7 separate regions of the Mus musculus genome follow, and regions 1, 2, 3, 4, 5 and 6 are each linked to region 7. The links are chromatin loops, found by intact Hi-C in ENCODE. Cell type or tissue: heart. All regions are shown on one strand. Region 1 holds the start of Mvb12b (multivesicular body subunit 12B). Region 2 has its middle 10 kb from the start of Gm39792. Region 3 overlaps Mvb12b (multivesicular body subunit 12B). Region 4 overlaps Gm13404 (a long non-coding RNA gene). Region 5 holds the start of Gm34372 (a long non-coding RNA gene). Region 6 overlaps Gm39793 (a long non-coding RNA gene). Region 7 overlaps Mvb12b (multivesicular body subunit 12B).

Region 1 (4,000 bases), 65 kb before region 7:
ACTGAAGCTCCTTTCTCTGTGATAACTCCAGCCGTGTCGAGTTGACACACAAACCAACCAGTACAGTCAGATATGGTGTTGATTCTCATCATGGGTAGTTAACGGGTAGGCTTTGGGGAGAGCGGTTTTCTTGGCCCAGATGATTCTGGGAAATGGCTGCCTAAACAAATGAACCAGGCTTTTGTTTGTCTTGTCTTACTATGGGACTTCCCAGAAGTGTCCATAGAGTCTCCCAAAGGTGGACAGATGGGTGTCACACAACACTTACTTTGTTAGACAGCAAGCATTCTTCATAAAATCACATATATTCAGGTCTCTAGGGATTGGAACTCTGCACTTGAGTTCTTGGTGGTGTTATCTCTGTTAGATCTTGATATCAGGGTTATGATAAACCTGGAAATATGTTTTTTTTTTCTTTTGCCTGTAGCAAGTTTTTGTTGGAGACAAGGTCTCTTTTCAAATCCTCTGTGGCTTTCGGGCAACTCACTATGTAGACCAGGTTGGTGTTGAACTCACAGAGATCTGCCTGCCTCTGCATCCCAAGGGCTGGAATTAAATGGAGCACCACTGTGCTGGGCTCTGTACCAGTTAAGAACACAGATTGTCTGTTTCCTTATGGTGCGTTTGGACTTGTTATAAACCCATTTGGATCAGTGGTGTTTCTGAGTGACACAAGTACCTGGATTGTATGCACACATTTGAGAATTGTCCCCACGGGATCTTTTCCTTGACAGCCTGCTTGGCACCATTTGCTTCAGGAGCTGACTATTTTGGAAAAGCACAGGATGTGTGACTATGAGTCCCGATGCCTGAGCAAATCCAAGCCGGCTACCGTGTGATCCTCTGTTTTAAATATCCCGTTTAGCACATGTCCCCTCCAGGGCCTGCAGGCCTGGCTGTGTAGGGGCAGGTGGTTCAGGGATCAAAGGCTGCTGATGCCTCCTTTTCTTACAGCCTGAGGGTCCTGCTCCATTTCTTCCTGACTTCTGTACCTTTCCCCAGGCACTGCAAGGGCAGGCATGCTACACTAGATCCCTCCTCAAGGCTTGCCCCCAGGCCTCTGTGGGTAAATCATTTGCCCAGCAAGAGGGGCAAGCTGAGACCTGCTCTGAGAGTGGGGTCAGTCTGAGGCCCGGCTGCACCGCATTAGGTTAGCCGGATTGTGGGCAGAGCAGAGGGGATCGCCCCGGGGTGCAGTCAAGCCTACAAGGGACAGGTGGGAAGGCGTCTCTGCAAAGGGCCACTCCGGGCCTGCAGGCCTGGGTGTCAGAGCGTCTTGCAGGGACCTACAGCTGGGCTGAGCGGTGGACGAGGGGGACGGCGAGGCCTAGCAGAGCCGAGCGGAGGCCGACTGGGGGCGGGGACCGAGGGCACCGGGGGCCACAGGGCGGTGCGCTCCCGGGCTCCGCCGCAGGCTGCACGCCCCTCCCGCCCCGGCCCCGGCCCGAGCCGCTGCTGCCGCCGCCGCCGTCGCTGCCGCCGCCAGGCCGCGCCCCGCCCCTCGCCGCCGCCGCTCCCGGGGAGGCTGCGCTCGAGCTGCGGCGCCGGCTGCAGCCGCCTGGGCCCCGGGCCCGGCTCCTCCCGCGCCGCCCGGGCGATGAGAAGCTGCTTCTGCGTCAGACGGAGCCGGGACCCGCCGCCGCCGCAGCCGCCGCCGCCCCAGCGGGGAACAGTTAAGTGAGGCCCGCGCGGGAAGACGGGCGGGGACGGGCGGGCACGGGAGGAGCCGGCCGGGCCCAGGCCTGCGGGCGGCTCGCCCAGCCCCGCGTGGGGACAGGCCCCGTGAGGGCGGCCTCCGCCCGGCGCGGTGCCGCAGGCTCTCGGGGGGCTCCGGCTCGGCCTTGCGGCGGGAGCGAGCTGGGGACTCGAGTCGCAGCAGCGCTCCGAGGGTGGAGCCAGGTGAGGGGCGACGATCTCCACCGGGGCACACGCTGGGGACAGTTCCCTTGACTCGCCTGGCCTGGGGTCCGGCTCTCAGCTGTCACGTGGGTGCGGATGAGCGCGCACCTGACCCTCAGACATCATTACCTGGGGGCACCCGAACTGTAGGGCACCTGTCTGCAAGGTGACCAGCCATCCAGGAAGCGTGGTGGGCATGTTGATTAGCCTCCCCTTGCAATGACTCCAGCCAGGGCAAGTGAAGCCCAAGGGACTGATTAGCACCGCACCAGGGACCACATCCTCAGAGACAGACACAGTGAATAAGGTAGAGCCAGGAGCATCTTTGTTTTCTTTGTCTTTAGCACACAGCTGTCCCTAAATTATCAGCCTGTTTCTTCTGTCCCCTGACCCCAACGACCTGTTCAGCAAGACAAGGCAGGCCCAAGGCAAATGGCCATAGCCCCTACTCCCTGCCCCCACGGGAGACCCAGAGCGCCTGGATTTCAGCCACATTGGCAGACAGCAGGCAAGGCTCCTCTTTCAGGGCCTTTGTCTCTGGTGATGCCTTGTTGGGGTAATCGCCTATGTTTCCCGACAGCTGGTTGGATCCTATCTCCCTTTAACAGGGCTGGCGAATCTTATCAGCTGCCTTGGGAAAGTTAGAAGATAAGCCCTATAGAAACCTATACTAACTGAAAAACTCCAAGCAGACAAGAGGTTAGTTACCGGGGATGGTGTCATCTTTCTTGCCAGCTGGGAAATCGTTTGGGGGTGCTTTGAGAACTTGTACCACACTCATATTTAACGGGGTCTCTCTGAGAATTACGGCTACTATAGGGACCCGGGAGATTGACTGACAGAGTGTCAGCTGGGTCATTGAATATAAAATCACCCTTTCTTGTTTACATCGCCCATTCCCTCCTCTGGTATTTATGTCCCTGTTACAGGCTAAAGACCTTTGTCGTGCCTGTATTGGTAGACCTAGACTACTCTAGAATATTATTAAAGTTAAGTTAATTGAGTTTAAGGACGAAACCCTAGCCTGTGTCTGGCTTTTCTACTCACAGTGTGTGGCTTGTGAAATGAATGAAGCCTTCTGAGTCTCCATTTTTTTTGTCATGTAGACTAAAGATATCTATTATAGGGTCATGGTGGGATATAAACGAAGTGTTTCAGGACACTGTAACGTAGTGCCCGCCTTACTGTGGTGAATTTATGAGTAAAAGCAGTTCTTTCTAGGACTTAGCATCAAACTTGTGCATGTGGGTGAGCTCTACCATTGAGCTACATTGCCCAGCCCGGTCAGCAACTACTGTTAGGCATTTTGGTAAAGAGGTTTGCTTCTTTAGTTTGTTTTTTGAGTGCTTCTTTGTAGGCATAAGAAAGGCCATCTTGGGGGAATCAAAAGCTATGCTATAGTAAACGTGGCTTGATTTTGAGGGCTTGGGTTGAGTTCTATCGCACACTTTAGACCTCAAGTGACCCTAATAAAGCACTATCCCTTTCTTGAATCCCCATTTTCTTAATTGTAGAAAGTGGCTTACAAATAATACTTATGCCATAAGCATCATCAATCAGGAAGGCCCTTGATCCTTCCAGAGGCACAGGGCCTCATGGGAATTAAGCGGGATCCAGCACTCAGCAGGCCTGCTGCTCACATGATTTGTTGCTGGGCTCAGGCCCCATCAGAAAAAGAACTCAGGGATATCTTGAGTTTGTGTGTGTGTGTGTTATAAGACCACATGGCCATGTGAAAACAGTGGCTGGAAGCCTCCCAGGGCTTAAGGAGCAAGGGAGAACCCCAAAACTGAATTTCTGCCCATTTCACGGCAGATCTGCTTCACAGGATCAGAAGCCAGTGGCTTGGGTCCCTCTGCCGTGGCCGGTTAGAAGTGTTCCAAAGAGCATCAGCCTCACCACACAGCCACATGATGATGGTGCTGGGGTTGAGTGTGGGAAGTGTGGAGTACAGTTGGCACAAGGAAGATGACAAATGACTGCATGGCTGGATGTGGTTGAGCTGAGGACGCTGGTTACGGTCTGCGGATGGCGGGAGCCTTCTTTGCCAGTTGGGGATATGGGGTGGTAGGGTGCCTGTAGTGAACTGCTTCCTCTCTGG
Region 2 (4,000 bases), 97 kb before region 7:
TAGGTGGGTTTCTGTAACAAGTGGGGCATGGCTACCTGGGAGGCTGGTCAGGCCATTGTGCCCTGACTTGGAGAGCAAGCTTTCAGTCCAATGGAATGCTGACAAACCCCCCACCCCCACCTCCTCCTCCACCGCTAAGCACCCCACTGCCCGCTGGGACCCTGCCGTGGTGCCACCTGCCTCTCCTCCCCAACAGCTGTATTTTTCAGGTACAATATGACAGGCTCAATCTATTCCTGTTATATATTTCCCGGTAAATGGACAAGGTGAGAACAGTGTCAGTTCAAATCACTATCATGACACTTAGTTCTGATTTACGGCACCTTTTGCCGCAATCTTGAGAGCGCCGGCATCCGTGCTGAGCTGGATTGCCCAGCCAGGCCCCACGGGGTCAGTGTTCAGATCAGCTTCAATAAAAGAATTTAGGGTAAGGCGGCCCCAGGTGGGCAGGGGGCAGGCTAGGGGACCCAGAGGACAAGCTGGGAGAGATGCAGAGGCCACCATTTTCTCCCACGCCTCCCTCCCTACGACTCTTTGTCCCAGGTCCTGTGGTTTGCAGCATCTGGGAAATTTATGGCGACTCCATAAACGGGTTTTACAGACAGCTGTTAGAGCGTGTGGAGCAAGGCCTGGCTGTCGGGGGACCTAGTCTCAGGCTTACAGCCAAGACACTTAAATATTATGGCCACACATATATAAAAATCGTGCTAGGCGCGTCCTCTGCTGCCTCCCTCCTCCTGACCTGGGAGCCAGAGAACGGCCAGAGAATAGCGGCTGCTTGCAGCTGCTGCCTCTGCAGAGACAACTGCCCCCAAACCCCTTGCTCCAGCCCGTGCTGTGCCTCCATAAGACAGCCTGGGCCGGAAGCATGGATGCAGGCGGAGTTGCCTGAAGGGCAGAATCAGATTGTGGAACCCCTCCTAAGCTTTGTCTCCCTGGTCCAGGCTTCCTGGACCAAGTTGTCTGAGCCTCCAAATCTTGTTATTGCTGTCAGCACTGTTTTCTGCCTTCCTATTCCTCCGGTCAGTTTCTATTTTCACTACCCTTCCAGAACTCCAGTTAACACTGCCTTCCTGGTGGTATTGGTCCCGTCTCCCCCCCCCCCCCCCCAACACACACACTCCTGAGTCACTTCTCTGGTCATAAATGCTCGGAGCCCCCTTGGACTTCTTCATAACATCTCTAACAATCGCAATGAAATAATTATTAGTGTCATTATCTGTTTAATGTCTGTCTTCCCCACTGGACAATAAAGCACAGGAAAGTGGGGTCTCAGTGGTGTACAGAACCAGGTACTTGGGAACTATACACTGAACGAATGGAGGTGAGCGTGTGTGTGTGTGTGTGTGTGTGTGTGTGTGAATTAATGGCTCATGACCCTCAGACAGCACGAGGCCACAGGGTTCTGTTCCGATAAGCAGGAGAGAGCAGAGAGATCAGCAAGGGGAGGCTTTGAGAGAAGGTACCCCAGCCTTCACAGTACAGTTTTCTTGCAAGAGAACCAGTTGAGAGACGTAAGATGTGAGACAGGGCTGCTCCCGTAGTCTCTGAGCCTTTTCTTCACAGTGAGGCTAGAGATGGTTTCACAGGGTTGTGAGGGTCAAATGCACTTAGTATGTGTAACAAAGAGCTCTTGATGCTACATAATGACTACACAAGGCTTGAACTCAATAATTCCAGGCAAAGTTATTTATGGGGGGAAAGCCATTCCCCCAGACACTTCTGCTGCCTCTGAAGCCACATTGTGTTATTGCATCACCCCCGTCTGAGTCATTTGACCAGAAAAGAATATATGACCCCACTGGAGCCAATCATAGTGGGGCTCGTAACCTATGACCCCTGGCAGGCCAGTCAGATGGCCTCTCCTGGGACTGAGGAACTATGAGAAAGGCTTGTTAATAGGTTCAGAGAGAGCCAGCCTCTCACACCCATAGCCTGGGATGACCCCCTACTTCCATCCCAGATCGAGGAGGAAGTATAAGTGGTTTAGATTTGTCTTGTCACTAGAATATACTGGATGTGTGATTTGGGGATAGGAACTTAGCCTCTGTGAATATGATTTCCTTACCCTTGAAATAGAGACTATTACAAAAAAAAAAGTGAATTGAATGATAACATGTGATAGAATGTCTTACCATTCACAATGTTCCCCTTACTAATACAAACAGATATTCTGATTTCTCAAGACTTAAGGCTACCCTTGGGCCTCTGTTTTCTTTATTTAATATGTAGTGCATGGACCTGACTTATACAGTCTGTACATGTGTGCAGTACCGATAGAGGCCAGAAGAGGGCATCAGATTCCCCGAGAGCTAAAGCTGCAGGAAGTTGTGCGCTTCTCCGTGGGTGCTGGGACTTGTGTGAGGTCAGGAATCTGAGAGCTCCTGTGTTTTAAAGATAGAAGAAAATGCTGAGACACCTGCTCAGCTTCTGAACTGGCCAGTGGGAAATTGCTAGTGTTCAGCAATTTCCAGCCCCCAGACGAATTTCTACGTGGTTCTGCCTTAGACACAATGGAAACAATAGGAAACATTAGACTGGGCCCTCCCTTTCCTGGGAAGAAGGAAGCAGCTGGCTAAATCAAGGGAAGTTCCTTTACCCAGGAGAAGGAGCTGATGAAATCCATACTATCTCAGCCTCTCTACAGGGCAGCAGCTTCCATGCGCCTCTCCTAACTATGCAGTCTCATTTACCACGGTACAGCAGGCCTGTGAACAACACTTAAGTCACTTTGCCTCATAGTACTTTGAACTGAGGTAGAGACAGATTCCCAAAGCTCACTGGCTAGCCAGCCTAACCTAAAGGGTGAGCCCCAAGTCCAAAGACAGACCAGACTCAAAAACCAACGTGGACTCCTTCCTGCCCCATTCCAGCTGTGAGTTATCTTGGCTGATGCTAGGGGCCATAGAGAGTTGAGGATTCACTGTAAGGAGACTCCATCTGTGAGCTCATCACCCCAGATGGAGTGGCACTGTGAGGAGATGCAGGAACTGTGGGATTATCCATGTTCCTGTGTTAGCAGGGACACACCGGGCGACTCAAAGGAGAATTAAGACATTCATCATCATCATCATCAAGTCAAGTTTTTGTCCTATAAATCCTTTAAAGTACTTCTCTACAGGGGAACACAGAATCCCATATATGGGGATCTTCCATCTATGGTCCCTGGAAAACCCAGAGACAGTTTGATGTTTTGAAAATGGGGGATGCCCTTCTGTGAGCGGCACAATCTCTAGCCCATGTGGCCAAGCTCAGACTTGAATAACTCAAATATCTCTTTCACTAAACAAATAAGGTGAACCACTCCAGCAGAACAATGCCTGAGGCTGACCTCTGGCTTCCACGTGCAAGGATACACACGTGCATGTTATACAGAGAGAGAGAGACAGAGACAGAGACACACAGAGACAGAGAGAGACACAGAGACAGAGGCACAGAGAGAAACAGAGAGAGAGACAGAGACAGACAGAGAGAGACAAAGACAGAGAAACAGAGAGTCAGAGAAAAGCATAAAGAGAAATTGAGAACTCAAGCGCTCTCTTCTCTGATAAGGGCATCCCATTCATTATACGAAGTGGTGAACTTTAAGCATGAGCCTGACTAGTAGCTGATTAGAACATTGGATTGTTTGCCTAAAGACGAGCATGTTCTATACCTAGGAGACAGAAATGGCCAAAAGAACAGAGCCCCCTAGATGATGCTGTCAGTCACTCTTGCCCCAGTCCTGTAAAGTCAATGTTAACCCCACAAACTATTTTTGGCCAATGAAATGTGACTGGAAGTGGCATGTCTCAGTAAATGGCGACTGTGAGAGCCAGGCTGTGCTTGCCACATCCCTTTTCCTATTGAAACAACATGTTCCAGACCCCCCACCCCCACCCCCCAAAATAAGTTCTGGTATGGATCCTGGAAGAAAAACAAAGCGACAAAGCTCAGGCTGCCAAGCTTAGCTCACTCTGAACACAGAGCACAAGGGAGACATAGACGTTGGCGTTGCGAG
Region 3 (4,000 bases), 49 kb before region 7:
ATCTTTCTAGGTACTGATGCAGCTTCAAGTTAAAAATGCCAAAGGTGCATTGGACTGGGGAAGCATCTTGGACTAGGACACTGGAAATCATTTGCTAACTGTCTCACTACATTGACTCCATTTCTGCAGACTCCTGAGAACAGCCTCCCATGTCTGTCTTTCAGACACATGCCTAGGGTCTGGAGTGTCAGACTGATGTCCCCACTCTCAGAGATTGGGGTGGGTCTCAGAAAAGGCTCAGAAGCAAGACTGCTAGGCTGGAAGTATAGTGAGGATTTTGGTTTCTTTAAAAAACACAGAAGTAGGAATATGTTTTTATTTTAATCCCAGATGTGGGATATGACGCTGCTTCAGACTGTCCATAGCAGCTGACTATGATTTGCCTCGTGCTGTAGCAGAGGTGTGATTTTGCCAGTTACAGATAGTTTCTGATAGTGTGTGACTTTTCAGAGGGTATATAAATGCTAGGTCCCCTTGAGGTGGGTTTGGGTTGTTAATTGTTGGTTAGTAGTTGGTTGTGGTTTGTTAAGTAGTCACGCACAAAGAAGAAACAAGAAGTTAGATATCCTGACAGTGAAGATCAAACTTGCCCCAAGGAACTCGACACTCCTAATCAGTAGAGAGTAGTCTAAAGGTAAGGTTGCCCCCTTTCCCCTCTGTCTCTCTCCTAATGTTCAGGGGTTGAAAGAGTGGGAAAGTGGTGGAAGAAGGAAGAACCCACAAAGTAGCAAACACAAACACCAGCTCTGTGGTAGAAGAGTGAAGAGGAAGTGGCCCTGGAGGGCTGAGTGTGGACACAGGTGGGGGAGGGGAGGTGGCAGTGGGAGGCTGAGTGTGAATAGGTGGGGGAGGGGAGGTGGCAGTGGAGGGCTGAGTGTGGACAGGTGGGAGAGGGGAGGTGGCAGTGGGGGGCTAAGTGTGGACAGAGGTGGGGGAGGTGGCCGCCGGACCTGATATGGTGTCGGGAGCAGCCATTCCCTGACGTAAAGATGGGCAAGTGACTGGCTAGCCTCGGTGCAAATGGGGACGATTCCAGGTTGAGATGGTACAGGGCCTGTGTAGTGAAGTCAGGCTGGGAGGGCAGAGGAGGTGTTGTCCAACAGCGGTCAGAAGAGATGGGCAATTTCCATTGTTTGGCTCTCGCTCCTTCCTTCTGCTGTGTGCTGGGAAGCAAGCGTTGGTGGTGGCCTCCGACTTCCATGTGGCCTCCATGGGCAGCATGTGAGCTACCCCCCTCCTTTCCTTTCCCCACCTCTTTTCATCTCCCTTCCTTTCAAGAGTGTTGAAATTAATTAGGCAACAAGACATTTCTTCAAAACTGCTGGTCCTGCATAATTTATAGATACCAGAAGTCTCCCAGGCGGCTCCAGAGTCATTGGAGCTGCCAGTGTTTGAAGCATCAGCTATAGGGTGCTGCGGGAACACTGAGACAAACCGGCTCCTCTCCGGGCAGTGGGTTGGGTTGAGGGATCAAAAGGACACACAGGTTTAAAATTGGAAACCTGCAAATGAGTAGCCAGTTGTCATGCACCAAAGCAGGAGAAGAAAGAAAACAAAAATAAATAAATAATCCCCTCACAAAGCTACCTGAACAGTGCTGAAAAGCAGGGTAAAGGGAGCTTGCAGATTCCCGTCATGCTCAAAAAGAATTAAAGCCCTCTGGAGGAAGATAGCGAGCTCGTGTCCAAAGCCTGTGGGACACATGCGACACAGTCATCACTCCAGTGTGACAGAACGGTTACTCAGGTCTCGAGAAAGGCCACATTGTGGTAGTAGGCCCTTGTTCCTCATAGGCAGAGGACAGGAGACCTCAGATGGATCTAAGGTCTCACACTGCAGCAGGGGAAAGGTAAGGAGTAACTTGTCCCCGTGGGCTTCTATGGGCCCCCGGTCCCCTCGGGGCAGCACTGATGGCAAGGAACTGCTTCTGAGCAGAGTAACGGAACTTGGAGGTCCCCATACCTCACAACCCCCTCCTCACAGGCGCTTTGCTTTTCAGAGCCAAGTTTGTTTTGATAAAGGAACCAGGTGTTGCTCTTTTTTGTTTTGATAGAAAATACATTAAACCAAGATTTACTGAAAATGTGGAAAGTGGTTTTACGACCAGCCTTGAGCCCTGGCTTCCTGCAGCTTGAATCTGGAAAGTTTCTGTGAACTGTCTGGAGACAGACTTGCCTTGAGAGGAGGACTCTTGGCACTTGTTGTACTGAGTGCAGTGAGGCCAGCAAGCCAGCTTCAGGAAGTTCTGTCAGAAACAGTGGTTTCCTGCGCGCCTGCCAGGAGAAGCTGTCTTCTCCTTGGCCTCCTGACCCCAGCCGTGCAGACAGTGACCAAAGCTCAATTAGACAATGGACAGGACAGCGTCTTGATACTTCCTGCTGCTCACAGAAGGGGCTGGCTCACGCTTGCAGCCTTGTGAAAGATAAAGCCTCAATTATTTGAATTGGCAGAGAAGTTAATTGTTCTTTTTTAAAATGTAGGGTTTGTTTTGAGTGATTATGGATTTATATGCACTTTAAGAAATATGCAAGCACGCTTACTCCTTATCTAAGATCAAGTGACAAGGTGCAGTGTGTGCTTTGACCCCTGTGGTAGTGTCTGAAAACACCACCATGGTCTGAACCAGGACTCCAGGTTTAATCAGATGATTTCCGGCCAGTGGATGGGTGGATCATGAGATTGCTCTTGGAAAGATGGTTCCCAAGAGGAACAGTATGTCCTGCTGTCCTACTGTCCTGCTGCTGGACAGGGCCAGGTGGGGAAGTGTCAGGGCGACAGGAGCCTGCAGAGCAGGGCAGTGTGGCCATGAGCTTTCCGTACAGCTTCTGCGTGCAGGGCAAGGCAGAGGTAGGACAAGCAGACTTCAGGGCAAGCAGACTTCAGCCCATCTAGTGGAAACGGCTGGGGCTCTGGGCCACAGGCGTACTGCCTGCTTGTCAGCTGTCTGGTGTCTTGGATGGCAGGAGCCTGATGCCCGATTATGTGCTGGTTTGTTTTTGTCACCTTGGCATATGCCAGAGTCACTTAGGAAGAGGGAACCACAATTGAGGCGTTGTCTCCATCAGATTAACCTGTGGGCGTGTTTGAGGGGCATTTCCTTTTTCTTTAGGATTGATTTATTGTTTTTATATGTATGTATATGGATGAGACTGAAGGAATTTACATACACCCCGTGAGTGCAGGTGTCAGCTGAGGGCATCCTGGGTTACAGGTGGCTGTGAGCATGTTGCATGTGGGCGCTGGGAAGTGAATCTTGGATCCTCTGTAAGATCATTGCAACATCAGTAAGTGCTCTTAACCACTGAGCCTTTTCACCAGTCAGCCTGCCTGCCTTTCTCTCTCTCTCTCTCTCTCTCTCTCTCTCTTTCTCTGTTTACTTTATATGTTTGGGTATTTTGCCTGCATGCCAGTCTGAACACTAGGAAGCCAGAAAGTGGTGTCAGACCCCCTGGAACTGGAGTTACAAATGGTTATAAACCACGATGTTGGTGCTGGCTAGGAATTGAACCTGGAGTCCTGTAGAAGAGCAGTCTCTAGTGCTCTTAACTGCTGTGCCACATCTATCAGCTACATTTTATTGAGCCTCTTGTGGGGCATTTTCTTGATTAATAATTGATGTGGGAGGGCCCAGTCCACTGTGGGAGATGCCATCCTGGGGCAGGCAGACCTGAGTTGTATTAGAAACTCTGAGTGAGCCATGGAGAGCAAGCCAGGAAGCTGCATCGTCCTCGGTCTTTGCTTTAAATTCTGCCTCCAGGTTCCTTTCCAGCTCCTGCCTTGGCTTCCCTGGATGATGGGCTGCTCCTAGAAGTGTAATGTGGGAAAAACCCTTTCCTCCACACATTGCTTTTGGTCGGTGTTTTATTACAGCAACAGAAAGCTTACAGGAACAAGGTAGATGAGAATATGGAATAGTGTTTGTTGGTTGGTTTTTCAGAAGTGTGCTGGAAGGGAAGTCACTTCCTGTCTCTAAGACTAGCTAATCTGGGGAGAGGCAGCT
Region 4 (4,000 bases), 150 kb before region 7:
GGGCCCAGGAGAGAGGTGGGATCCAAAGCCTGCCTGGAGGGTACACAGTCCGGGTGTCTCGGGGCATTCACAGTTAGACCACAGCACCGACCCTGTGTACAGTCCTCTCGAGGAGTGGCTGGCCTTAATTGCTCGTCTTCCCTCTTTGTTTCTGCCCTTGCTGTCCTCACCCTGTGCAGCCTCGGGCCTCTTCCGTCCCCCTCTCCTTTGCCCTGTTTGTCTCTCATTCCTCTCCCACCCCATGTTTTCCTCCGTGTCTCCTGCCCCCACTGTTTCTCTTCCCCAGTCTTTCCACTCTGCCTTCTTTGTATTTCTCTTCCCTTTCCCACCAGCTCCCGCCGCCCGCCTGGACCCCACAGAGCCATGTCTCTGCTTCCCCTTGTCCTCTGGAGGCGCACATCACCAAAGCATCCTTTGTCTTTCCAGCTTACTGGGCCTCTCCCCCTTTCCTCCATTTATGAGCTGGTGTGTTAGTGGACAGGGTATAAGGTGGAAGTCACTCACTAGTGACCCATCCTCACGATCACCTCATTATTTATCACCAGGGACACCGGTGTTTCCATAAATTACCCCGACCTGGAGCTGCCCGCGCCAGAATCGATAGTGCCGCTTGCCTAATACCCAATCATTAATAACCATGGGGGGAAGGGTGGCTAGACATAGCCAGACATGCCACTCTGGGCCCTCGCCTGGCAGGGGGAGGGAGAAAGCTGGAAGGGAACTGTGATCTGCCTGCACAGGATAAGAGATGGGACCAAGAGAAGGAGCTAGTGGCATCCCCAGGTCTTCCCAAAGCCTGGGACACCGAATCTAAGACCTAGTCCCCTGGGGGGACAGGCAGAACTCTGTCTTGGGCACCACTAAGTGAAGATAGAACACACTGACATCAGCTCTGAGGGACTAGAGGACCCAGGACCCTAGTGATAAGAGTGACTTTTCTCAGTGAGGAGCTGGGGTGGTCCCTGCTGCATGCCATCTAAAGGCTGTCAGCCTACTATGTGTACTCAGAGTGCCCGCTGCATGCCATCTGAAGGCTGTCAGCCTACTATGTGTACTCAGAGTGCCTTAGGTGAAGCTCTGTTGCCACAGTCTCCATGGCTGGAGGAAGGAGGCTCAGAGAAAGACGTAGGGGAGGTTGAAACGCAGCATCTGAAGTGGGGTGCAACCAGTGAGGCCCCAGCTCCAGGCTCTGAGGGTCAGAATTAGAACAGCTATGTATGGAGGAGAAGGTCCTAGGCAGGGGGAAAGAGAGCCCCAAGAGTCCCTGGCCTTGATGTTAACACAGCCTCAAGCTGTCCTCTCCTCTCTCACAGAACCACTTACCCTACAGGTGCACATCAGAACCACAATGCTTTTACATACAAACACTGTCTCCCCTGAACGTTCTTAGATCATATAGTTATACAGATTCAGAGACACAAAGACAGACCACCATTAAAAACACCCATGGGGGCACAGACGCTACATACAGAAAACTAAGCATGCATGCATACCTATGCACACAGACCCCTGCAGAATCTACTATCTATAGTTACACGCTCCCTCACATACCTCCCAACTCATGCACTCTTTTGTGCACCCAGCATGCACACTGCACAGCAGCCTCAGAAGGCATCTTGCAGGAGCTGGCTGCCCTGTGCCTCCCAGAGCCCAGGTGGTGCCAACACTGCCACCTTGTGGCCATAAGTGCACAGTGCACCAGCTACAAGCCTGAACCACCAGGTTGGTGGTGGTGGTGGAGGAGGAGGGGGAAGAGACTGGTAAGAGGCAGCACCCAGGCCTCTCCCCATGTACTTGGCCTCTGCTCTCTATCTAGAGGAACCCAGCTGTTGCTGGGCCATTTCAAAGTGAGACTGGGTATAGCCTTGGAGCCACAGTGACTAGGGTGTACACCCAGCCTCAACCCGCCTTGGTCCGTGTTTCTGCTCCCAGTGATTAGTGCCAAGTGGAAGGTGGGTGACCCCCACCCCACCCCCATGCTAGCCTAGACTATGCTAAGGCATTTAAAGCCTCAAATTCACTCTGAACCTCACTATTCATTTACTCATTATATTGACAGGTGAGGCAGTCTGTGCTCAGGTACAGTGCTGGGATAATGCCACAATGAGCACTGCAGATAGGTCCCTGTCCTAAAATGCCACCGCTCAATGGAAGGGATGGAACCTCGGGTCTGTAGTAGTCAACCCTCAGAAATTGCCTACAGCATAACTTCAGAACTTGAGTGCTGGCAATTTCCTGATTTACCCTAATGATAAGTATGTCATGTGTCCTAAGAAAGGCCAGTGGAGCCTCGCTCGAGGAGGGATTCACCATAGAAGGCTTCCTGGAGAGGGTGTCTGAGTAGCACATGCAAAGGCGCTGAGGTGAGAAAAGGTTTGCATGTGAAGATCAAAGTGTGCCTAGAGCCAAGAACCAACCAGCAGAGGGTATGCGAAGATGAAAGGATGGGGGACCTGGACCATGCAGGCTGGGCCTGAAACACCAAATTGGGAGCTTTGAAAAGCCCAGGCCAAGTGCACAGTGGCAGAGTCACATGACTTCAGGCTCACAGTAACGGCAGTTACTGAGAAATGATTGCTCACCAATGATTCCCAGGGTCCCTGTGCTCCAGGCTGGTGACCCGTGCACAATAGCTGGGGACAACTTCACCATGAGAGATCAGTTTTATGGAGTACTATGCAGCCACTAAAACCAACAGTAGTACTGTTCATTTATTGATGTGGAATTATGGATAAGCTTTGTTAAACAAAGACCCCAAGGCAGTGTTCATGAGCCTGGCACTTATAAGCTCAGCTACTGGGAAACTGCAGCAGGAGATCTTTTGAGCACAGGGGTTCAAGGTTATCTGGCACAACACAGCAAGGTCTCAGATCCTAAGATAAAACAACTCCCCTTCTAACTATAGAACTCATAGATTCTCATTCTGTAATATATACTTCCCCCTACACCTTTTTCCTTTCCTTCTTGCTCTGTGCATGGTGTCCATGTGAATGTGGGTGTGCACACATGTGTGTAAGTCAGATGTTTAGAAGTTGGTTCCCTTACAAAGTTGAAACAGGTTCTCCCACTTCTGCTGTACTGAGTGATCCAGGCTCATATAGTTATACAGACTCAGAGACACAAAGACAGACCACCATTAAAAACACCCGTGGGGGCACAGATGCTATATACAGAAAACTGAGCATGCATGCGTACCTATGCACACAGACCCCTCCAGAATCTATCTATAGTTACACACGCCCTCACATACCTCCCAATCCATGCACTCTTTTGTGCACCCAGCGTGCACACTACACAGCAGCCTCTGAAGGCATCTTGCAGAAGCTGGCTGGCCTTAGAATTTCTGGCTGATTCTTTTGCCTGCACTTTCTATCCCACCATAGACATTCTGGGATTGCAGATGCCTACCAGATTATCCAGATTTTCCCATGAGTTCTGGGGTTGAACTTGGGGCTCAGGGTTAGCAGCCTGAGGCCATATTCTCAACCATACCATATTTCCTTGATCCTAATAGGTGTGTGTGTTTTAGGATGCACACTGTACATGGACATAGATGTTTAATACACCTTGGAACTTGGCAGTTAACCCTGGGGTTCACCTTGCAATCCATTACTCTAGAATCAAGGGGAAAAGCCTCATGTACATACTACATTCAAGCCTATGAAAATTTCCAGGAAGACATAAGCCACAACATCAAAAACTTACTCATCATGGCTGGGGCTGGGGCTCAGTTGGTAAACTGTTTCCCCAATAACCATGAAGCCCCAGGTTTGATCCCTAGAACCTATTGAAAAAGGGGTAAAGGTGCCTGCCTGTAATCACAATACCTGGGAGCTGAAGACAGGAGGATCAGAAGTTCAAGGTTATCTTTAGCTATATAGTAAGTTTGAGACCCATCCGGGCTACATGAAACCTGTCTCAAAAACAAGACAAACAAAAATATATTACTGTAAGATGATTTTTTTGGCTTTCTTTTTAAAGAAAGTGTGCTTTATAGGTT
Region 5 (4,000 bases), 820 kb before region 7:
GGAGACTCCCAGGCCACGTCCGGGAGGTGGGGTCATTTTCATCCTGGTCTACTGGGCACAGGTGTCCCACGCGTAGGGAATGATTGTTCCGGCAGCAGTGGGGGGAGTGACCCAGGCTGGACGTGTGCTGTTGGGGTGCCTGGACTAGAGAGAATGTACCTCCTCCCTGCTCCGGGGCCTCCAGTTCGTCGCCTCATCCCGGCCCCTTCATCGGCCTGAGATTTATTCCTGAGCCATGGAGCCTGGAAGTAATTTGCTGACAAAGCTGGGTCCCGGCAGGTGCTTTAATTGGTTCTGTGGGAGCAGATCTGGGAGCTTCTATTTAGAAGGAAATAGAAATTATGGTAGTGCCACCGTCCTTTCTCTGTGGCAGGGACTGCACAGTGTGTGTGTGTGGGGGGGGGGGGATTGTGCAGCGTGGGGGAAGGGTGGCGGCTCTTCCATGTCAACCTAGTGTGGAAGCAGGGCCTCGGATTAGGGGTGGGGGTCATAACCCTGGCCGAGGTTGGCCAGAGAAGGTAAGGCCTAAAGCCTGGCCCCAGTGAGAGGCCTTGGAGCAGGGGAGCCTTCCCCAGCCTTATAGTCCTCAGAGTGACATTCAGGGTGACCTCTCATGACCACCCCAGAATGTCACCGTCACATTTGCTCCCCTATTTTCCTCAGGAGTGGTTAGTTAGCTCTACAGTGTGCTAACCAAGTAGGGTCACTCTCATTTGACATGCTTAGGTCTTTTGGAGGTGACACAGCAGGGCCTGGACTTGAACCATGGCCTGCCTAGTGCTCAGATCTACACTCTTCACTCTCAAGTTGCACATGACATTGGCTAAGCTCCTGTTTCCCACAAGCCCACACTTTCTGGTGAGATTTTTCCCTTGGGCAAACTCCTAAATTCAAAGCCTACTGCTATCATCTCTCCGTGAATTCCAGGGAAGCCTTTCAGCAGTGATCTCTCCTCTGAACTCCCCAAAGTCCTGGTTGAACCAAGGTCGTAACATCGAGCTCTGGGTTTGCCCCTTGCTGTATTGCTGTGCCCCTTACCATACTCCACGAGCTAATGCTTATTTCCCGTGGTGAGGATCCCTTGGGCCTAGACTCTAGTGTGTAGACTTATGTGTAGCCTAGACTCTGGGCTACCACTTGGAGGCTCTAAACCATGAGAATGACCCTCTTTTGGGGGCGGAGTTGCAGCCAGAGCTTACTTGTCATGGCGGGAGTACGGGTGTCATGTCACATGGTCTCCTCAGAGCCCAGTGTAGACTGGTCTTCAGGTACTCAGCATGGGTCATGGGTCATGAGGACTGAGAGGCCTGGCCTAGCTCAGGTGCTGCTCAATTCAGGGCTGTCCAGTTCTGCCCTCCCATGCCTCCTGACCAAGAGTGTTCACCCTTGGGAGCCATGTTACTTCTGGGTGCAGCAGGGACAGACAGATGGGAGAACACGAGGAAACTGAACCCTGTCAGAACAAAGCCCCCCCCCCCCCCCCCCCGGGACTGATGTTTCTGGAGCTTTTTCTGATATGCTTTTTGAGAAATTCTGGGGTGGGGCTAAATGTGGGGTACAGTTGCAGGAAGAGGAGGGTTTGGTAGGAGTTGGAAGAGGAAGACAGAACCTGGGTGGTGGTACCTGGAATCCACATGTCAGAAGTTGTATCGAGCCGGCCTGGCAGAAAGCTTGCGAGTTAGTCTGGGCCGTAGGTGGCGCCACAGGGCTGCAATTGTGCCTCCCTCGCGGTTCGGTCCTGGCTGTTCCTCGCCCGCATGGCCATCCCTGTCATCTGAGTCCGCCAACACCGCGAGTCAGTTTGGGGCACTAAGGGTTGCGTTCAGGTCTGCCAGAGCCAGCCCCAGGCGGGCACTGGATGTAGGGGAGAACCCTGGAGCTGACTCCTTTTCCCTGCAACTGCCACTCCAGGGCCTTGGTGTTAAAGGCGGACCACACTAGCGTTGGGGCGGTGTGCCGGAGTCGGGGTCCCCACCCGCGTGGCGAGCCCCGGTACCCTGGGTGCATATGTCCCACACGCGTGAGCGTGGGTGCTGGGGACGTGCGTGGGACGCAGGGCCACCGCCCCGTGCTTCCTTTGTTCCCGCGCCGAGCTGCAGGCTGTGGCTTCACTGCCTCCCCCCTGTGCCCCGCCCTGCTGTTGTCTGTAAGGGCAAAGGTCTCAGCCCCTGCGAGTAATGTGTCCATGTGTATATGTGTGTGTGTGTGTGTGTGTGTGTGTGTGTGTGTGTGTGTGTGTGTGAGAGAGAGAGAGAGAGAGAGAGAGAGAGAGAGAGAGAGAGAGAGGTGGGGAGGGGGAGCGAGGTTAGAAGTGACTGTCACAAGCCCAAGAGGGCCTATGAGGTCACCCCAGTTCAAGGGCTCTAAAGTCCACAGACCTCATCTGCTAAGGGGACCAGTGGGAGCCTCCAGGTGGGGGCTCACTAGGATAATTAAGCCAAGTCATACAGAGGGTGCAGTCCCCAAGAGCAAGGGTCGCCCACTTAGGCACTGGGGCAAGATTAAGAGCAGGCAGGGGCTGGGTGCAGGAGGCTTGTGATGGCAGATCCTCTGGCCACCAAAGCTGGAGCCACTGGTGACATGAGGTGCCTGTGTCCCCTCCTTCTGCCCAAGCACTCTCCCATACCTGTTTCTCAGTTTGTCCATGGTGCCCCTAGTCTCTTTCCACACCTAAGCAGCTTTTAAATCCAGACCCCATGCTCAGAACCCACCCAGGACTCGCTGGAACCCAGCTGGGCCTCAGCTCCCAGCAGCGGCTTGTCCTACACTGGCTGAGCAAGGTTATTCTGGGACCCCTGACCCTGCCTGAGGCAGAGTGGGTAGGGGCACAGACCAGATTCTGTACCGGGTTTCTTGACTTTTTTTTTTTCCCTTCTTTTAAAAAAAGACACTGAAGCTGTCTTCAGACACAGCAGAAGAGTGTACTGGGAAGAAGTGGGTTTCTGATCCCATTACAGATGGTTGTGAGCCACCATGTGGTTGCTTGGGAATTGAACTCAGGACCCCCTGGAAGAGCAGTCAGTGCTCTTAACCACTGAGTCATCCCTCCAGCCTCAGTTTCTTGACTTTGAAGGAGGCCCCTGAATATCACATATTTTGAGGCTCAGGACAGAGAGAGTGGGGGTCCCAATCCTTTGCTGGGTCTAGTACTTAGAAAGGGCCAGCTTGTGTGAGCTGACATTTCAAGGTCCTCCCCATTTTCAGGGCCTATTCAGCATTTAGTCCTGTCCCCAGGAACCCCATTGCCACCCCACAGGCAGCACCAAGTCCTGGGAGGACTGGACCCTCCGTGGAGTGGCTGTCATCACAGCTTGGGGCCGCTGTATCTGCAGCTACATCCGGGAAATTCAGACCCAGATGCGGGAAGATGGAGGACCCATGGCCCTGACCTAAAGCTCTGAGAGTGTGGCCGTGGGAGGGTGACGTACACAATTGTAGTTGACCTGGTCACTCTTGTCTTGCTATAGATGACAAAGAAAGAGTAAATCCAAGCGGGGTGAGATCTGGCCTGGGCTGGTGGCGCAGGGAGGGGCAGGACCCTGGCAAGGAAGGTGGCTCAGGCCAGGGCTGAAGAGGGGTCCTTGCTCCCCATGGTCATTCCAGGTTTCTGGCCTTTGCTGTCCAGCTGACAAAATTCTCATGATTAGGGGAGCGGCCTAATCCCATTTGCTGGGAGCCTGGTCTTGGTCCTGCTGGGTGTACTGGATCCGAATGTACTGGATCTAGCTCCATTCTCTGGGTCTTTTAAGTTGAGCTCCTTGGGAGCAACTGTAACCACCAGCCTGGCTGGGGGCCGAAGCTGGGAGACCTGAGAGGGTTTGATGGGAGGGGCTGGGGACCCATGTTTCCCTCCCTTTATCAATAGCCATTTTATTTATTTATTTATTTATTTATTTATTTATTTATTTATTTATTTATTTATTGAGACAGGGTTTCTCTGTATAGCCCTGGCTGTCCTAGAACTCACTCTGTAGACCAGGCTGGCCTTGAACTCAGAAAT
Region 6 (4,000 bases), 140 kb before region 7:
ATCTTGGGTTTTGACCAAGACAGTCCACACATACAAATTTATACCATATACATTTACAAATATATAGTAGACCAAATTCAAACAGCAAATAAGGGGCTAAAGAGATGGCTTTGTGGTTCATTCCCCAGCATCCACATAGTGCCCCCCTCCAACCACTTAAACTCCAGGGGATACTCTACTGTCTCTTTCAGTCTGAGGATACTGCACATCAATGCACATACAGGCAATCGGGCACATACATACACAACACTGCAGTATTAACAGTCCAAGGGGGGAAAAAGCCACTGTGTGGGGAGAAACCTCCTGTATATCACAGGAAAGGTTATTCACATAGATTCTAAGACACAAGGATGAGCCGAAGCATAAGCCAGCACAGCCGTCTGTCCTACAGAACACAGCCAGGAGGTAGACCCCACCCACCTTTACCTTCTTTCACCACTGATGCATACTTGAAAAATTTCACAATAAAAAGCCAGGGGGAAATATCTATTAATATAATTCATCACCTTAATAGGTCTAAAGAGAATGATCTGAGGACATTTCCACAAGCCCTGAGAAGACATTTGACACAATTCAATAACTATTCTTAATTTTTAAAGCATTTAATAAAACAGGAAGGGATAGTTATTTCTTTAGCATATGAAATAGATTCATCTCTTTCCACAAGCTGGGTTGATGTTTGGTTGATATTTTTATTAGTAAAAAAATAATTTATGCTTAGTGCTTAATGGGAAACACACTAAAAGCATTCCCATTAAAGTCAGAATAAAACAAAAAATGTCCAATATTAGTCCAGTGTACTAGTATTTAGCATTGTTCTGGAAGAAATCACCAGTGTAATTAAAGAAAGACATTATGGGAATAAAAATTAAAAGGTGGGGGTGTTAAATCATCTTTATCTGCAGATGACATGACTGTCCAGCTGTGATACAAAAGGACCCAACTTTTATAAACTATAAAATTGTTCAAGAGCATGATAGACTACTAACTACATTAAAAGATCAAGTGTATATACACACACACACAGACAGACACACACACACACAAACATATACACACCAAGTATTTTATTCTAAGAATAAATGTCTAATAATAGATGCTCGCAGAGAATGACTGCAACACACACATAGACACACACACAGACACACACAGAGACACACGCACACAGACACTGCCCCACCAAGTATTTTATTCTAAGAGTAAATATCTAATGATAAAGCACAGAGAATGATTGTAAAAAGTTACTTTGTATTCTCAGGTAGAAAGACTCATATTGAATTAATTTACAAAGTAATGAGACCCCACTCAAATGGCAACAGTGTTGTTAAATAAAAATCAGCAGTCCAGGGTTCCATTTAAAATGGACAAATTGAACTAGGAAACCAGTTATCACTCATGTGTTTATTCTGCGTGCATGTGTGCGTGCATGTGTGCAGACATGTGTAGAGGTTAGAGGACAGCTTGCAGGAGTCAGTTCTCTCCCACCTTCTCACGGGCTCTAGGGATCAAACTTGGGTCTTCTGGTTACATCCTTATCTGCTGAGCCATCTCTCCAGGCTCAATTTCTTTTGAGTTCTGAGAAGTCTGGAAGAATAACACCAAATAACAAGACATGTGAAGTGGTTCTAAGAAAATGATGCAAAAGTGTATGTGCTTGTGGAGAAGGTTCAGAGAACAGACTAAAAGCCCACAGAGGTAGCATGCCAATGAGGGAGAGGAGAGATATGCAGTCGCAGGGCTGAAGGTTACTGGAATGTCACCGGGGCATCGGGGAACGTGTAGACTTCAAAAGCTGTATCCAAGAAACCACAAACAGGTTCTGTGATTCTGCACATCACAGAATGGCTCTTTAATGGCATTCTTGAAAAATGAGAAGTTCAGGAACAACAACCAGCAGGGGGCAGCATGCAACAGCTCTGCCTCAACTCTAAAGCAGGGCTGGGAGATGGCTCAGCGGGGAAAGCACTTGCCACACAAGCAGGAGGACCCAAGTTCAAATCCCCACAACTTGGGTAAAGGTCAGGTGAGGGAGAAAGGGTCTGTAAGATCACTCTCCTGTAGTCAGTCGCATGGGACACAGAAGCAGGAGAGTCACTGAAAGATTGCAGGCCAGCTAGCCTGCAGTCAACAGAAGCAAGGGAAGAGACTGTTTCAAACAAAATGGAAAGAGTATGTGGATATCCAAGGTTGCCCTCTGACCACCACATGTGCCTGTACACAAACACGGGGGAGTGGGGAGGTGGAGGGGGAAAGAGAGAGAGAGAACTTATGTAGCAAGCAGTCCATCAACTGAGCCATTTCCTCAGTCCTTAATGAGACTGGCCACTGCCCACAGCATGAGACAGATTAAATGCATTGGTGAGCCGAGCAAACTGTGTGGTACATGAGTTAGGTTCAATGAAGCCTTTTTGTGGAAAATATAACTCTTTCTTAGTCTTGCTTTGGAATGGGCCACTTCGGAGTCTCCCTAAAAAAAAGCTCTGGATATGGACTGCAGAGACCAGCTGGATGCTAATGTTCGGCATCACCAGAGTTCTGAGCACCTACATTAGGTGGATCTCGATTGCCTGTAACTCCAGCTCCAGAGGATCTAGAGCCCCCTTCTGGCCACCGCGGGTGCCTGTACTCACATGCATATAACACCACACAGACACACGCATGTGTACAAGCAAAGGCACGGGTACACACACGCATACAAACATGCAGGAACAGGACCAAGGATAGAGACGGTGGTGAGAGGCGAGAGAGTCATGTGATGAATCCCAGAAAATCAAACTCTGGACACCAGCATCAGGGTGCAGATCTGAGTTGACTGCGAAGCGCATAAGCTTATATATACAGTGTTCAAGCCAATGCCAAAAATCCTCAAAGCCTAAATCCTCAGCCAATCATATCTCATCACACAATCACCATGACTCAATGAAAACCCTGCCTGATAGGTTAACTCAGAAGGAGTGGGAGGACGGTGGGCATCGGCACTCGTTAGGACTTCCGTGAAGATAAAGGAAGCAGCCTGAGTTCCTCCTCTTGCTGTCTCACTGGTGTTCCGGAAGTCATCTTAGATCTAATGCTTTGTAGGGTAGATCAGAGCTCTTCGAGGAGTCCCAGGAGCCTGTAGCACCTCCCTCTCTATCCTACTTTTTCCTTCACAGGTTTCACATCCCCCTGATACAGACACACGCACACACAGAGAGACATACACAGATACACACACACACACACACACACACACACACACACACACACACACACAGAGAGAGAGAGAGAAATACACACACACAATTTAAGAAGAAAAACATAAAGCTCCGAGTTCTTTCTAGAAGAATCCATCCAAGCAGCAGTGTTGCATTTGATTCCAGAATATTTAAGGATGCACCAATGTCCATGTGACTTGGAACCAGAACTTCTGCCAGAAAATATCTAAGATATGAAGATGTCTTCACTAAACACCATAAAGTATAAAGGGTTTCTTTATAAAGGTAGAATAAGGCCTGGGCAGAGGGCTCAGTGGGTAAAGTATGTGAGCTAGGCGAGCCTGGTACTCAGACCTTGGGGCTCACTGAAAATATGCTAGACACAGTCTGTGTCCTAAGGCTGGGGTTGGTGCAGGAGACAGGAGGGTCCTTGCAGCTCACTGGTCAGCCACCCCAGCAGAATCAACAATCAATGAGCTCCAGGTTGGAGGGAGACCCTGCCTCAAGAAGTAACAAGGAGAGAGATTGAGAATACCCAACACTGATCCCTGTGCTCGCTCTTGCTCTCGCTCTCTCTGTCTCTTTCTCTTTCTCCTTCACACACACACACACACACACACACACACACACACACACACACACTTCACAGGGTTACTAAAAACCAGCTTAAGTTCCAAACTATTAACAGTGATAGTTTCTGGTGAGTGGGGTGGTGCCCATTTTACATCCTCCACATTTTGTTCGTTGTATTTTGTATAATGAATGTGCTTTAGCTCTGTAATACAAAATATAATGAGCTTTAAAAA
Region 7 (4,000 bases):
CCTTAAACAGAAGTGAGTTTCCAGAACATTACATTCAATTATAATAATAGTTAATTCCAGGGAGGCCACTCTGCAGCTGACTGCACTGGCGCTGGTGGGGTAACGTGTCTGAACTCTGCAAGCAGCAGTTGAGGAAAGACTCCCACAAGTAAGAAACAGGGCGTCCCTGGGGAAGCTGATAGGGACAGCACTCTTGAATTAAGTCTGAGAGACTGCAGAAATGAATGGAAGGAGGGATGGCAGATGGTTCGCTGAGGGTTGAGGTGATATGAGACCACATTGAAGAGCTGTCCATAGGAAGAGGTGGGTGTCTTTCTTTAGCAGGACAGAATGGGTGCCAAGCCAGCCCCTCCCCCACCCCATGGAGCAGCTCTCTTCAATAGGTTGCTCTGCCCAATGCAAGTTGTCCCTCCAGGCTGAGCATCCACTCTGGGGAGAGGCTACTGTGGTGACCCCAGACCAAAAGACTCTGTCTTTTGGACTCTGTGCAGGCCTCCCGCACCAGGAGCAGTGTTTAAAGGTGACCAGTTGAGTCTGTCTCTGCTCAGGAGTGTGGGGCTGGCATGACGCGGGGTGGGCACATCTTCCTTCCTCACTGACTGGTGATGCTATCATGGCTCTGTCCTGGGCCATTGGTCAGGGGGTCACCATAACTTCTGCCAGCATCATTTCAGGTCCTCATCTGTGCTGGGCGGGGTCAGCTCAGGCTCTGGTGCCCATGGTCAGCTGCAGAGACTACTGAGCCTTTAGGGCTCAACTGCCTTGAATAAATAGAGCCAGCTCCCCCAAGACATGTGGTCTAGGAGAGCCCAGAAATGGGCATCACCTCAGGCAGGTGCTAATTCCTGTCACATGGAATAAAGCCATTCTAATTTGTTTTCAATTGCTGTGGAAAAACATGGACCAAAAGCAACCCGGAGAAGACAGTTTATTTGGCTTATACATCCCAGTCACAGTCTATTATTGAAAGACGACAGAGCAGAAACTGAAGCAGGGACCATGAAGGAGTGTTCTTTTTCCATGGCTTGCTCAGCCCGCTTCCTTGGAGCACTCGGGACCACCTGCCCAGGGGTGGCACCATCCCACAGACCTGGGCCGTCCCGCACTTGCCAATCTGATGGAGGCATTTTCTCAGCTGAGGCTCTTTCCTTTCCTTTTGACCCTAGCTTATGTTGAGTTGACAGAAACCTTAAAAGTACAGGGCTCTTACTATCCTGGAGGAGACAGGGAGGGTACTTGTCCTGAGCTTGCCTGTCACAGGAGAGCCAGGTCACCTACTGTCACAGCAGGACTCTGGGAGCTGGTGGGGTTGGAAGGTGGCACAATCCAACAGAGTGCTCATAATACTTACGTATTTTATGACCTGGGTGCAGTTTATGGTTTACAATGGCTGCAAGGAAATTGGATCAGTTCTGTTTACTTGCCAAATAAAACAAATGTCAAAATAGTCAATATAAAATGTATTCTAATTTGGCTGAGTTAAGTCAGCCGGCTTTGGCTTTCAGGAGGATCCCCCTGTATGCAAATGGTGCTGTGTCTCCAGCTCCTCTGTGGTGGGTGTTGATTTACAGGCCCGGCACATGCTGTGGGAGCCTCTTAAGTCATCTGGGTTTCGTGTTTTTATCTTTTGTGGGTTGGCTTGAATTTTATCCTTTTCCTATTCAGATTCTTTGTTTTTTTTTTTAAGAAAAGAATCAGTAGTTACTTGAATTTTCTATTAAAGTAAGGAAGGGTTGAGTGTGGATTTTTTTACTTTTTTTCTTCAAGATGCTATAAGATGCTGTAAGAGACTCTGTAAGGAGTGCCGGCTTTAAGGTGACATGAAGTCCCTGCTCTCCCCCATAGGCTGCACCCCACTACCATGCCCTCCCCCACTCGGTGACCTGTCTCCCAGCTCCAGGCCCCAGAGTTAAGTCAGATGGGTACCCAGCACCCACACACACACACACACACACACACACACACACCCTATTCCTGTCTTATTCTGAGCCTTGCCCACCCCTCCCCCGCCCCTCCCACCACTGGGCTGCCTTGCTCAGGTCACTTGGGGAGCCCCTCTCACACTGGCTGAGCAGTCCTCGGTTTCACTGTCCCCGCACATGTGAAGTGTAAAACACATGCTTTTCAGCAGTGAGGACCCCATGTTCTTCCCCTCCAGATGACTCCCCATCCCTATCACAGAGCAGTGAGTGCTTGAGGGAAATTGGCAGAATATAGAAAATAATGGGCAAACAAAGCCCATTTCCAGTGAGGAAAGTCTTATAACCTTTTGTTACATTTCCTTCAAGCTCTTTCCCCTGTGTACTTTTATGTAGGTGACATCATCGCATATATAGCAATTTCGTAAATTTCCCATGGAGCGTTAAACCGCAAACATCAGAACACTTTCCTGGTCTTTGTGTGGGGACACCTGATCTAAGCACCAAAGCGTAACTGCCAGGAGCGTGGTGATGGGGTGCCCTCTACTGGCCAGCTAGGAGGAGGCAGGAGGCACGCTGGGTGGGAGCCACAGGCAAGAGGGAGATGAGGTGGTGGCAGGCAGGAGCCTGGGAGTCAGTTTCAAAAGCAAAGGACATGTTCTCTGCCAACGCTTGGATTTAGGCATTCCCAGCAGCTTTCTGGAGAGCTGTCATTTCTAACTTTACTTTAGACAAAAGGGGCATTGGCTGACCTTTTCACAGGTGACAGGCCGTCACCTTTGTCATCTTTCCCAGGAGCAGGCAGTTCCCACCTGGGCCTCTCCACTGCTGCAAAGGTATTCATGGTAAAAGTTGATCTAGAGCCCTCCCCCTTGCCTTCCTGCACAGAGATCTCTGGGTAGGCAGGATGCTCATTGGTGATGTCGGCAAATTAGATATTGAGTTCAGTGGAGTTTGTGTCAGAAGCCACATAAGTGTCTTGACAGAACTCACCCTCTGTCCAGTGAGCCCTAGTTTCACCCACTCTGCTTAGGTCTCTGGTTTGTCCTGGACCTGGAACCTGTGTCTCCCTCCAGGCAGTGAGCATCCATCCCCGACCCACTAGTGTTGCACACAGTATCCAGTAGGATGGGGTGCCTAAGGGCTGAGGGCATAATTTATCTCCCTACCCATCTCTGGGCTGGCCTCAGCCAACTGGGCCAACCTTGAAAGAGGGGGTCTGTTCTGCTCAGGGCTGCCACCTCAGAGCACGTGTACCAATAATGGAATGGTCTTCCAACAGAGCACCCCATGCCCTCACACATGGGGACTCACATGTGACAACAGAGTACCCCCATGCCCTCTCACATATGGGGACTCCGTGTGACAACAGAGCACCCCATGCCCTCTCATACATGGGGACTCCATGTGTGACTCTGCTGGAATGGAGAGCTTCTGCAGCTGCCTGAACTCAGGTTTGTAAAGCCTCGGGAATCCATGGCTGAGAGTGCCAGGAGCCCCGAGTGCTTGAATGGATGTGCCTGTGTTGCTTGGTGGGCTGCTGACCCCAGCTTGCTGAGCAGTAGAATCAGAAGCCTGATAAGAGTCAGAGTTGTGCTTACCAAACCCACAGATGACACAGTCACTAGGGAGAGTGGATGTGCCAGAGGATAGGATTAATCCTGTAGATAGAACTCCATAGCCACAGCACCATGGGAACCAGGAAGTAGGAGGCAGTGGTACAAATAGGACCTCTCTAAGGTCACGTGGCCTACAGTATAGGGCCAAATCAGGAGACCTGGCCCAGAGGGTGGGTGCGTGCAGGTGTGTGTGTGTGTATCTGTTTGTGTCTGTATATTTGTGTATGCCCGTGTCTATGTGTGTATATGTGTGTTTGAGTGTGTCTCTGTGTCTGTCTGTGTTTGTATGTCTCTGTCTGTGTGTTTGTGTCTCTGTACGTCTGTGTGTGTTTGTGTGTCTCTGTGTGTGTATGTCTCCGTGTCTGTATGTATCTGTGTGTGTGTGTGTCTCTGTGTTTGTATGTCTCTATGTCTGTGTGCTTGTGTCTGTGTGTCTCTGTGTATGTGTGTGGTGATAAACCA

The links. Hi-C counts contacts between places; a loop is a spot of excess contacts. Peaks named below come from ENCODE experiments on the same cell type or tissue, not always from the same donor. Only the 100,000 strongest peaks of a DNase experiment are listed, where the experiment ranks them.
Region 1: a loop joins it to region 7, with 2.5 times the contacts of the local background. A loop is called at or near these places in 7 of 42 quality-filtered maps.
Region 2: it touches region 7 in a loop (6-fold over the local background); 15 of 42 quality-filtered maps call a loop at or near these places.
Region 3: it touches region 7 in a loop (2.1-fold over the local background); 7 of 42 quality-filtered maps call a loop at or near these places.
Region 4: a loop joins it to region 7, with 4 times the contacts of the local background. A loop is called at or near these places in 16 of 42 quality-filtered maps.
Region 5: a loop joins it to region 7, with 4 times the contacts of the local background. A loop is called at or near these places in 14 of 42 quality-filtered maps.
Region 6: a loop joins it to region 7, with 7 times the contacts of the local background. A loop is called at or near these places in 28 of 42 quality-filtered maps.

What each region holds. Positions count from the first base shown.
Region 1 is chr2:33,884,992-33,888,991 of GRCm38, reverse strand. Mvb12b (multivesicular body subunit 12B) reads left to right here and starts at 1,046. Exons shown (of 10, transcript NM_175184.4): 1 at 1,046-1,672. The coding sequence starts at 1,598. In heart, no CTCF peak of the experiment used is centred here; DNase peaks (open chromatin) are centred at 1,701, 1,871, 1,921, 3,521 and 1 weaker place; H3K4me3 peaks cover 2,101 bases; H3K27ac peaks cover 1,996 bases.
Region 2 is chr2:33,916,843-33,920,842 of GRCm38, reverse strand. No RefSeq gene overlaps it. Among named protein-coding and RNA genes, the nearest start is that of Gm39792, 10 kb to the right of the region's middle. In heart, a CTCF peak has its summit at 2,279 (motif pointing right); a DNase peak (open chromatin) is centred at 1,842; H3K4me3 peaks cover 910 bases; H3K27ac peaks cover 950 bases; H3K27me3 peaks cover 1,243 bases.
Region 3 is chr2:33,868,810-33,872,809 of GRCm38, reverse strand. The region is part of intron 2 of Mvb12b (multivesicular body subunit 12B); the gene reads left to right. Among named protein-coding and RNA genes, the nearest start is that of Mvb12b, 17 kb to the left of the region's middle. In heart, no CTCF peak of the experiment used is centred here; a DNase peak (open chromatin) is centred at 2,269; H3K27ac peaks cover 2,119 bases.
Region 4 is chr2:33,971,269-33,975,268 of GRCm38, reverse strand. All of the region lies in intron 3 of Gm13404 (a long non-coding RNA gene), which reads right to left. Among named protein-coding and RNA genes, the nearest start is that of Gm39793, 11 kb to the right of the region's middle. In heart, no CTCF peak of the experiment used is centred here; a DNase peak (open chromatin) is centred at 1,678; H3K27me3 peaks cover 731 bases.
Region 5 is chr2:34,637,188-34,641,187 of GRCm38, reverse strand. Gm34372 (a long non-coding RNA gene) reads right to left here and starts at 2,121. Exons shown (of 3, transcript XR_003954033.1): 1 at 1,624-2,121. In heart, a CTCF peak has its summit at 1,687 (motif pointing right); a DNase peak (open chromatin) is centred at 1,717; H3K4me3 peaks cover 684 bases; H3K27ac peaks cover 732 bases.
Region 6 is chr2:33,955,861-33,959,860 of GRCm38, reverse strand. All of the region lies in intron 1 of Gm39793 (a long non-coding RNA gene), which reads left to right. The region is part of intron 2 of Gm13404 (a long non-coding RNA gene); the gene reads right to left. Among named protein-coding and RNA genes, the nearest start is that of Gm39793, 4.7 kb to the left of the region's middle. In heart, a CTCF peak has its summit at 1,913 (motif pointing right); no DNase peak of the experiment used is centred here; H3K27me3 peaks cover 296 bases.
Region 7 is chr2:33,820,293-33,824,292 of GRCm38, reverse strand. All of the region lies in intron 6 of Mvb12b (multivesicular body subunit 12B), which reads left to right. Among named protein-coding and RNA genes, the nearest start is that of Nron, 16 kb to the right of the region's middle. In heart, no CTCF peak of the experiment used is centred here; a DNase peak (open chromatin) is centred at 2,482; H3K27ac peaks cover 446 bases; H3K27me3 peaks cover 1,043 bases.